Regions from separate parts of the Homo sapiens genome. Here region 2 is linked to region 1. A link is an interaction called in ENCODE POLR2A ChIA-PET data of the cell type or tissue named here. Cell type or tissue: CD4-positive, alpha-beta T cell. All regions are shown on one strand. Each heading gives the region's core, and the rest is flanking DNA. Links, peaks and the distances in the headings are about the cores only. Region 1 has its middle 49 kb from the start of HBS1L. Region 2 overlaps HBS1L (HBS1 like translational GTPase).

Evidence for each region. ChIA-PET counts read pairs that join two places held together with the same protein. Peaks named below come from ENCODE experiments on the same cell type or tissue, not always from the same donor. Only the 100,000 strongest peaks of a DNase experiment are listed, where the experiment ranks them.
Region 2: POLR2A ChIA-PET joins it to region 1 with 6 read pairs; 12 of 35 experiments call an interaction of 5 or more read pairs at or near these places.

Annotation. Positions count from the first base shown.
Region 1 is chr6:135,100,682-135,106,069 of GRCh38, reverse strand. No RefSeq gene overlaps it. Among named protein-coding and RNA genes, the nearest start is that of HBS1L, 49 kb to the right of the region's middle. In CD4-positive, alpha-beta T cell, for the core only: no CTCF peak of the experiment used is centred there; DNase peaks (open chromatin) are centred at 2,639 and 2,949; H3K27ac peaks cover 1,309 bases.
Region 2 is chr6:135,037,729-135,043,116 of GRCh38, reverse strand. It overlaps HBS1L (HBS1 like translational GTPase), which reads left to right. Exons shown (of 18, transcript NM_006620.4): 3 at 991-1,116; 4 at 3,350-3,544. Among named protein-coding and RNA genes, the nearest start is that of HBS1L, 14 kb to the left of the region's middle. In CD4-positive, alpha-beta T cell, for the core only: no CTCF peak of the experiment used is centred there; no DNase peak of the experiment used is centred there.

The sequences.
Region 1 (5,388 bases), core at 291-5,290:
GGAAAGAAAAAGAAAAAAAATGAAGAGTGGTGATCATTGGGTTGGCCAACATTGTTCGTCTTTGTTTCTCATTCTGCCTGTCTTCTTCATATGAGCTACCTCCCAGTTACTACCTCCCCACAGCAGCTTGTCCCAGATGGCAGTAGCAGAAAGGGAGCCGGAATTACTCAACTCTGAAAGGCTTTCTCAATGTATGGATGAATGGATGGGTGATCATGTGTTTGCTTTACTATTTTTGGTGTTTTAGAGTGAAGAACAGAAACAATATGGCAATCACCAATTTTGACTGGCAACATCACAGATCAAATTGCTTCTCTGCTCAAAAGCCTCCACTTTCTTTCTATCTATCTTGCAATATAATATAACACCATAATATAATAAAACAACACGTTCTTATTGTGGTCTACAAAGCCCTACAGGATCTCACTGCTACCCAATATTCTGACTTCACCAGCTGCCATTTTTTTCTTTCTCCCTATAATCTAGCCAGTAACATTAGCCTCCTTACTCTTTTCTAAACATGCTGGGACACTCTTATCTGAGGGCCTTCGAACTTACTCTTCTCTCTGGATCTCCCTGTCCCCAGATACTTACTAGGTTATCTCCCTCACTTACTCAGTTCTCTGCTCATGTATCACTTTACAAAGAGTCTTTCCCCAGCCACGCTTTCTAAACTGGTTTCCTTCTTACCCCCATCACTCTCTATTCCCATAACCAGCTTTACTTTTTTATAGTACTTACCATCTTTTGCTATATGTTTGTTTATCATTTGTCTCCCCCAGCCAGAATATATAGACTTCATGAGCTTGGATTTTTGTCTATGGCCTATATCCCAACACTTAGAATAATACCTGGGACAAAGTAGGTATTCAAACATAGCAGATGCTGTCATATCCTCCTAGGTTCCTTGGATTCTGTCATTCAAGTGTGCTCTGGCCAACTTCAAACTGCCTGTATCTGCATCTCCAAGCTCCAGGACGCTTTCTAGAAATGATATATAAGACCATTCTACCTATTCTATGCATCACACTTCAGGATTTACAACCATCACTACCACAGAGCAGCCCTCAATCAATGATTCTCATCATTTGATGCATAAATACTACAGCTGCCTTGCTCTTCAATGGAGGAGAATGGGAGTAAGGAAAAGCGGGGAGGGGAGTTGTTCTGAGACTTTGGTAGCTGTCCTAATAATACACCTGTGTTGGCTGCCTTCTTTCCCTGCATCATTTCCCCCTCCCCTGCTGGTTTTTACTTCTCAAGTAAATAATTCACTCTCAAATTCTTATCTCAAGGTCTGTTTGGGGCAATTAGAAAATAAATATTTGTTATTGTTGAATGAAATATTCATAGCAGATTCTGGATACATGTGTAGAAAAAAGCTGGATGGGGGCAGTTAGGGCATAGTTTCACAGATGACGGAAAGTTGGCTGAGCAGCAAGGGGAAGGCGCTATCACCAATCAGGAGGAGACAAGTTGGTTGCATTAATAGGACTTCCAGGATGATGTTGGGAAAAAAAGGAAAAGAAATAAAAGATACATTAAGGTGAAAATGAAAATGACTCCTTGGCAGCATCTGAGAATCAGTATCTGCAGTTGAGTCCTAGAAATGGCTGAACACAGAAACAAGCACACAAAATGCCAGCTTCATGGGTGTGAAACCTGTGCAGCTGCACAGACCGCACGCTCAGAATGACCCTGTGTTTGCCTTAATGCTCTGCTGTTGCCATCTTGAAATTCTTGATAATTTTTGAACAAGGGGCCCCACATTTTAATTTTGTACTGGGCCTCACAGATTACGTAAGCAAGCCTAAGTTCATTCCGTAGTTTCTCACTGCAGTTTAGGAAAAGTCAAGAACTATAGTTCAGGAAGAATAATAGAATATTAAGGATTTAGAATGAGAGAAATAAGACTTAAAGAGCTGGCTCACTAAGAAATTCTCAGGGTCTTCCCACAGTCTACTTTAGTTAAGAGTGCTCATTTCCTGTCTCAGATGCAGCCACATTGGAAACAGAAATAAGTTATTTAGTAATATTTCATGGCACTAATTACTTAGCACAAATATGAAAACATTTGATATATATGTGTGTGTGTGTATACATATGTATGAACTATATAGTTTATAGTTTGTTTTGTTCAGAGGAAAAAATACAGTTGATGCTAACTAGAAAAAGACTGATGAATGGCAGGGCGGGGTGGCTCCCACCTGTAATCCCAGCACTTTGGGAGGTTGAGGCGGGGGGATAATCTGAGGTCAGGAGCTCGATACCAGTCTGGCCAACATGGTGAAACCCCCCGTCTCTACTAGAAGTACAAAAATTAGACGGGGGTGGTGGTGTGTACCCGTAATCCCAGCTACTCGGGAGGCTGAGGCAGGAGAATCACTAGAACCCAGGAGGTGGAGGTTGCAGTGAGCTGAGATTGCGCCATTGCACTCCAGCTTGGGCAATAAGAGTGAAACTCCATCTCAAAAAAAAAAAAAAGAACAAAAACAGAAAAACACTGATGGAATGCTAGCCAAAAAGTCATATTTGTCATCATAGTCGACCTGTAATGTTCTGTTTTTGTGGCATGTGCCCTATTAGCTGCTAGTGGCTTTTTAATTGATCATTCATCTGGCTGTATAATTGGGAGGCTGCCAGGAATCTTTGATGTTTCCTGTCTGAAAAAATGGCATATAAAATGCTGTTTTAAAATATGCCATTCTACTTATTTCCACTTAAAATAGAGGAGATTGAAAACAGTACATGTAAATACCAAAAAGATGTCTTCTGATATTAAAAAATAAAAAAAGTATTTGAGAAAAAAATTAATGATCCCCCTTGTGGGAAATTTTGAAGCTTGTGGATTTTTAAGCAGGGAGGCAAATAAGTAAAGCATCGCAGCATTTTTCACTAACTAAAAACAGATGTCATGTGATAATGGGTGTTACATCTGCAGCTGACACCCACTTCAAAGAACAGGTGCCTCTAGTTGTTTAAAAAAAAAAGAGAGAGAGAGGGCCGCTCTTATAGCAGTCTACAGCAGGCTTCAGGAAGTGATGAGGGGGGGCCATGGAAAGACCAGCCCCTTGGACGCTCTGGGTCACTACGTCATGGTGGTACATCTGGGCACTTAGGTCCTCAGTGACCTTTCTCCCAGGTAAGACTTCAATGTCAGAGGTTAAACTGCTAGATGATTACATTTATTTAAAAGTTATTACTTTAAATGCAGTAGAATGAAGTGAGGGCTTTCCTTTACATCATATACAAAAATTAACTCAAAATGGATGAAAGATCTAAACACAAGAGCTAAAACTATAAAATTCTTAGATGCATACATGGGGGAAAAACTTCATGACGTTGAATTTGGCAGTTATTTTAAGATACGACACTAAAAGTACAGTCTAAAAAAGAAAAAATAGATAAATTGGATTTCATCAAGATTAAAAATTGTTGTGCATCAATGAATACAATCAGCAGAGTGAAAAGGCAACTCACACAATGCAGGAAACATTTGCAAATCATATCTCATATAAGAGATTAACATCCAGAATATATAAAGAACTACAACTCAACAATAACAACAAAACCAACTCAATTCAAAAATAGGCAAAGGACTTGAATAGCTATTTCTAAAAGGAAGATATACAAAGGACAATAAACATATGAAAAGAGGCTCAATACTGCTAATCACCAGATAAATGCAAATCAAAACCACAATGAGATATTACATCACACCTATTAGAATGCTCATTGTATATATTTTGTAAAGTGTTGGAGAAGAAGTGGAGAAATTGAAACCCTTGTGCATTGCTTATGGAAATGTAAAAGGGTGCAGCTGCTTTGGAAAAATGGTGTGACAATTTCTCAAAAAAATTAAATATAGAATTACCATATGACCCAGCAATTCCACTTCTAGATCTATACCCAAAAGAATTGAAAGCAGGAACTAGAACAGATATTTGTACACCAATATTCAGAGTAATCAAAAGGTAGAAATAAACCAAATGTTCATGAACAAATGGATAAACATATGGATAAACAAAATGTGTATACATACAGTGAAAAATTATTCCATCTTAAAAAGAAATAAAATTAATACATGCTACAACATGGACGAACTTTGAAAACATTGTGCTAAGTGAAATAAGCCAGATGCAAAAGGGCAAATAGTGAATGATTCCATTTATATGAGGGATCTAGAACACGCAAATCCATAGAGACAAAAAGAATAGTGGTTAATAAGGGCTGCAGAGGGAGATCTGGGGAGTTACTGTTTAATGGATACAGAGTTTCATTTTGGGAAACTCTGATGAAAAAGTTCTGAGATGGTTAATGATCATGGCTGCAAAATATGAATGTACTTAATGCCACAGAACTGTACACTTAATCGAGACCAGCCTGGCCAACATGGTGAAACCCCGTCGCTACTAAAAATACAAAAATTAGCTGGGTGTGGTGGCACGTGCCTGTAGTCCAAGCTACTTGGGAGGCTGAGGCAGGAGAATCGCTTGAACCTGGGAGGCAGAGGTTTCAGTGAGCTGAGATCGTGCCACTGCACTCCAGCCTGGTGACACAGTGAGACGCCGTCTCAAAAAAAACAAGGTTAAAATGGTAAATTTAGTCTTTTCCTCTTGTTTATACTGAATTTAACTGGAAATTGAATTAAAGCTTAGTTCAAAATTCTGCTTTCTATAATATAGTGTGGCTTGTTCTCCCTAACTCTATTTTAACTTACCTCTGAGACATATTTGTTCTTTCCCTTATGAGCTAATGTTTGAGGATAGTTTCATTCTTTCAATCCACTTTTCTGTGGTGTAGGGACAAAGAGATGAAGGAAGAGAAAGAGAGTAAGCTTAATCTGGGCTGGTGCAGTCCTGGCTGACAAATCTTGTTCTGCAGGGTCCTTTGGGGATGTTAAATGTCCTGTCCTATGGCCTACCCCAATCAGCCAGAGGTAGATCCCATCCATGGGCTCACAATGCAAGACAGCCTGGCAATCTGTGAGATGGCAAGTCCTTGCAGCCTTTTGTCTCAATCTGGGTTCTAAGATAATTTTAGGAGCTGCTACTCTTGAGGAATTTTTCATGACTTTTCCCACCGCTATCAAGAGACACCCTTGACCCAGTGCGGTGGCTCACGCCTGTAATCCCAGCACTTTGGAAGGCCAAAGTGGGTGGATCACCTGAGGTTAGGAGCTCGAGACCAGCCTGGCCAACGTGGTGAAACCCCACCTCTACTAATAATACAAAATTAGCCAGGTGTGGCAGTGGCCACCTATAATCGTAGCTACTCAGGAGGCTGAGGCAGGAAAATTGCTTGAACCCGGGAGGTGGAGGTTGCAGTGAGCCAAGATTGCCCCATTACACTCCAGCCTGGCCAAAAAGAGCAAAACTCTGTCTCAAA
Region 2 (5,388 bases), core at 133-5,132, 63 kb after region 1:
ACTCAGGCATGTATTGGCATTTAGATAATCTGCCTTTCCTTTCCTTAATGAGATACATATGAATACCCAGTTATATATTGAGTGATGATGTTTGGCAGTATTGCAGAGTAGCACAGATGTCTGAAAGTTAAAGTTAGGTATATGACACTAGTTTACAGTGTCAGTGTATAATTGAAAGTGTGTGATTGAAAGCATGAGTTGTTTAAAGATTAAAGTCTGTATTTTCCGTGAACTCTTAGATTCAGGCAAAATTAGCACTTCATGTGTTTTCTTTTCTGTTTTTTTTTTTTGTTTTTTTTTTTTGAGACGGAGTTTTGTTCTTGTCACCCAGGCTGGAGTGCAATGGCGTGATCTCGGCTCACTGCAACCTCCGCCTCCTGGGTTCAAACGGTTCCCCTGCCTGCCTCAGCCTCCTGAGTAGCTGGGATTACAGGTGCCCACTGCCACGCCCAGCTAATTTTTATATTTTTAGTAGAGATGGGGTTTCACTGTATTTGCCAGGCTGGTCTCGAACTCCTGACCTCAGGTGATCTACCCGCCTTGGCCTCCCAAAGTGCTGGGATTGCAGGGGTGAGCCACTGCGCTTGGCCACCTTGTGTTTTCTTAATTATGTAAATTAGAAGTTTGATATTTGGTTTGAAATATTTGTATTGAAGAGAAAATTTCAGGGAACACAGAATAGTATACAAAGAAGAGATATTAGGAAAGGTAGATTTTGGAAACCAGGGAGAAAGTAGGCTGAGTGGAATGGTTTCAGAGATTGGGGGAAAGAAGGAAGAAGATTATAAGAGAATAATAAATTGTAAGCACCTTCGAGTAGGATTTTAGGTATATGTTTTGATATGATATTGTTTTTGTTTTCATCCCTTATGAAATATGGGTAACTATAGGTGATTGATTAGAATTTTTAATTTTTACTTTAACTTTTGTAAAAAAAAGTTAATAGGAAATGGCTATACCATAGCATTCTTTGATCATTTTATATTCTAGCTGCTCAGTTTATTTATTCACGGCGTGACAAACCTTCCGTTGAGCCTGTGGAAGAATATGATTATGAAGATCTGAAAGAATCTTCCAATTCTGTTTCAAACCATCAGCTCAGTGGATTTGATCAAGGTATAGCAAAAAGTAGTGTATCTGTTATCTGAAAGTGATTAATGACCAAATACACCAGAATTTATCAGTTTTATTGTGTTTATAACAGTGACTATGAACAGTAATGATGTAAACATATCTTTCATATTCAAGGACAGTTTATGTTTTATTAAGTATGTTTTGTGAGGAGTGTATTTAACTGTATGATTGAAAAATTGTATGGCTATTGTTTAGTAACTGAAATTTTAATTGAACTATCCCATTTAAAATTTTTTTCCATGGGAGAGAAACTCTAGTGATTCGTTAAGAAGAACTTTTTCAGATGATTTAATTGTTTCATAAGCTGTATATGGAGCTTATGATTAGAATACATAAACTCCTTTACTTACAAAGATGTTAAGTTCAAGAGGTTTCAAAAAAAACCAGTTGAAGTCTAAAGTGACACTGTATAAGTGTCCTCAGGATTTACATCTGTGTGAATTAAGTTTCAAGATTTACATCTGTGTGAATTAAGTTTCAAGATAGAACTTGGTAATGACATCGGTTCTGAGTTTTTGCATATTTTCAACTCTCTTAAACATTTTAATGAAGATATTTATATTTTAGCTTTCTTCTTTTATAAGTATAAATAAATAAATAAGTATAAATAAATAAATAAATAAAAAAGAGGAGGCCCTGATGCTAGCTAGCTATACTATTTTGTTACAGTTTCAATAATTGATGTATTTATCAAAGAGATAATATTATCCCATAGCTTATTAGCCTTTAAAAGTTAATCTTAAATTGAAGCAAAGCAGAATTGCCCAAATATTTCAGGAATGTATTTTTAATAATTAATGGGCCAATGAAAGAAGTATCAAATACTTTTTTTTTTAAAGAAAGGGTATTGCCAGTAGATTACTTGTTCAGCATATGAGCATGTACAATTAAATATAAATTGCATTCTGTGAAATGGTTTTGTGGAATAGGGAGTTTGAAAACCTCTATTCTATTTTGATTATTGCTAACTTAGTAGTGCCATGATTTTCAATCTTATCTTTATTAAGTTAGAATTTGCTTGATATATCTAGCTCATAGACTTATTATGAGGATTACAAAAGAAATATACATAAAAGTATTGTGAAAATTGTCAAGTGCTATACAAAAATATAAGGGAATATATCATTCATTTTTATTCATTGGCCCCTAGTTACCTGGTACTAGAGATACAAAGGGTTCTAGGGATACAAAGCCTCTCTGCTCTTATGGATTTTAAATCATTAATAAGTATTATTAATAATTACTTTTAATACTAATGTCATCAGAAAATTAAAATTCATAAACAGCTTAGATAATTCCAGACTTAAATTTTTTTCTTTTAAAAGTGAATGCCGGCTGGGCACGGTGGCTCACGCTTGTAATCCCAGCACTTTGGCAGGCCGAGGCAGGTGGAAACCTGAGGTCAGGAATTTGAGGCCAGCCTGGACAACATGGTGAAACCCATCTCTACTAAAAATAGAAAAATCAGCCGGGCATGGTGGCGGGCGTCCATAATCCCAGCTACTCAGGAGGCTGAGGTGGGAGAATTGCTTGAATCAGGGAGACGGAGGTTGCAGTGAGCTGAGATCACGCCACTGGCATTCCAGCCTGGGCAACAGAGTGAGACTCTGTCTCAAAAAAAAAAAAAAAAAAAAAAAAGAATGCCTATCCTCCCCTTAATCTCCTGGACTTTCTTATTTTTATGGCATTTTTATATTATGTTATCTTGCCGTTTTTTAAAGAGTCATTAAGGATTATTTTAGTTAGCTGGGAAGAACTGAAGTTAGCCAAAAAGGAAACTTAAGGTAGCAGCTTGAGAAATATAAGAAATATACTTCGTGAATAACTGGATTCACTAACAAATTAGAAATAGTTCCACACTCACCCCTTCCTTTCTGTACATGCAAAAAATGATCATTGCAGATACCATCATCACTGGTGACTGAAAATAGATATTAGTGTATACTGTGCAATGTACACTTTTTTGAAACATTAGTCACTATTATTCAGGAGACATTTTATTATAGTGATTTTTAAATTAACGAAATCGTTCCTTGGATAAGGGAAGATAGGTATATTGTAGATAAAAATACGATCATTAGAGATAATTTTTGCCAAAGAGAAGGGAGAGTTGAATATTCTAGTACAGCTGTAAATTTTAAAATCAGTTTTGAAGATTAAAAGTTCTTTCATTGCACCATTTAGTATAGCTTTTGACCATTGTCGTCTTTTCTAGCTCGTCTTTATTCATGCCTTGATCACATGAGAGAGGTACTTGGAGATGCTGTGCCAGATGAAATATTAATTGAAGCAGTTCTGAAGAACAAGTTTGATGTGCAGAAGGCTTTGTCAGGGGTTCTGGAACAAGATAGAGTGCAGAGTTTGAAGGACAAGAATGAGGCAACAGTATCTACAGGAAAGATAGCAAAAGGTATGCCTTTACTTGTTCTTTTTCACTTGTTTTACATAGTTAATGCCTAAAGAGAGGCTTTCGTTTGCTTGAGCTTTTAAGAAAATATTTAATTTGCTTGAGCTATTAAAATCTTGCATGTTATTGTTAACTTTTGATTATCAGTTGATCTAGTTGTGGATTTTTAGGATGATGACTGTGTTTCTTCTGTTGTAGCCTGTTTTTGTGGTTATTTTACTGCTTGATTGTTTTTGTTTGTTTTTTTGTTTGTTTTTTGAGACAGAGTCTCACTCTGTCACCCAGGCTGGAGTGCAGTGGCATGATTTTGCTCACAGCAGCCTCCACCTCCTGGGTTCAAGTGATTGTCCTTCCTCAGCCTCCCAAGTAACTGGGATTACAGGTGCGTGCCACCATGCCTGGCTTTTTTTTTTGTTTGTATTTTTAGTAGTGATGGGGTTTCACCATGTTGGTCAGGCTGTTCTTGAACTCCTGGCCTCAAGTGATCCGCCTACCTTGGCCTCCCAAAGTTCTTGGATTGCAGGCGTCAGCCACTGTACCTGGCCTCACTAGTTGATTTTATAACAACATAGTGGAAATAAAATTAGATAAGACAAGACATCTTTTTCTTCTTGTTAGTAGCTTATAGAACTTTTTAATTGTTATTTTTTTAAACTCTGATGAGATAGGAAAAGGAAATTGACAGCCAGCTAATTAATGTTAAAAAAATCCCTTTATGCTTTTATTATGTATAATTTTGTTTTATTTAAAAATAATTAGGTATAAGTATCATAATTATACTACTTTGCATTTTATAGCCAGAGATTTAATTTTAAATTTGTAAAATTTGGGGTTAAATTTGGAATTCAGTGGACATAAGAGGGGAACTGAGGTGGTAGCATTATATTAATTGGCATGCTATCTCTCAGTTTGAGTATGGCGATTTGTTTACTATGTCAGTGTTTGTTGTAACCTCTGGGCTAAATTTTTTCTACAACAAAGCTGTGTACAGCCTGTTACCATGAAATAAGAGTGTGTTTTCCAGGGATGCTGGGCACACAGATGGGCACTTGTAACTGGCTGTGATGGGAATGAGTCTGTAATATGTCATCTTGTATTGATAGTGTATCCCAGATTGTGGTAGAAATTACCGGGGGTTGTTTGCTTATTTGTTTCTAATACATTAAAATACAGAATAAAAGGAACCTAGTTTTTTTTGTTTTTTTAAAGAAGTTTTTGAATTTGAGACAATCCTGACTACAATTTAATTATGGTTAAGACCTCACATTTTTAAATTCGTGAAAATTAGAACATTGACTGACTTACATTGTATGTATCAGTGAACAGAGTATAAAGGTTACTTTAAATTGGTAAAGGAAGGTAATACTCCCTTATTGTTTTTTAGAGTATTCATGTTAAGTAATGATCAAGTATCACTTTATTCATGTCATAATCAAAAGAAGCATTTAGTAATTAAATGCCTCATTTCATGTTTCCTTTTGGTTGCTGTGACTGTCTTCTGCGTATATCAACCTATTCATCTGAAAATTAATGGCTCTTGTAAGGTAAGGAGTCTTATTTTCTTCTTCTGAAGTTTCAGCTGATAATGTTCAAAGTTCTTATCCTCAGTCAGCAAATCATTTGGATTATAGTAGCAAACCCTTTGATTTTGCTAGCTCAGTAGGAAAATACGGATTATCTCATAATTCTTCAGTTCCAACTCACTGTTTACTCCATAGAAAAAAGAAACTTGACACACGTAAAAGTGAAAAGAAACTAGAATCATGTAAGTTAACAAAAGAACTTTCACTAGCTAACCTAATTCATGATATGTCAAGAGATTCCTGTGAAAGTCAGCCATCAGTCAG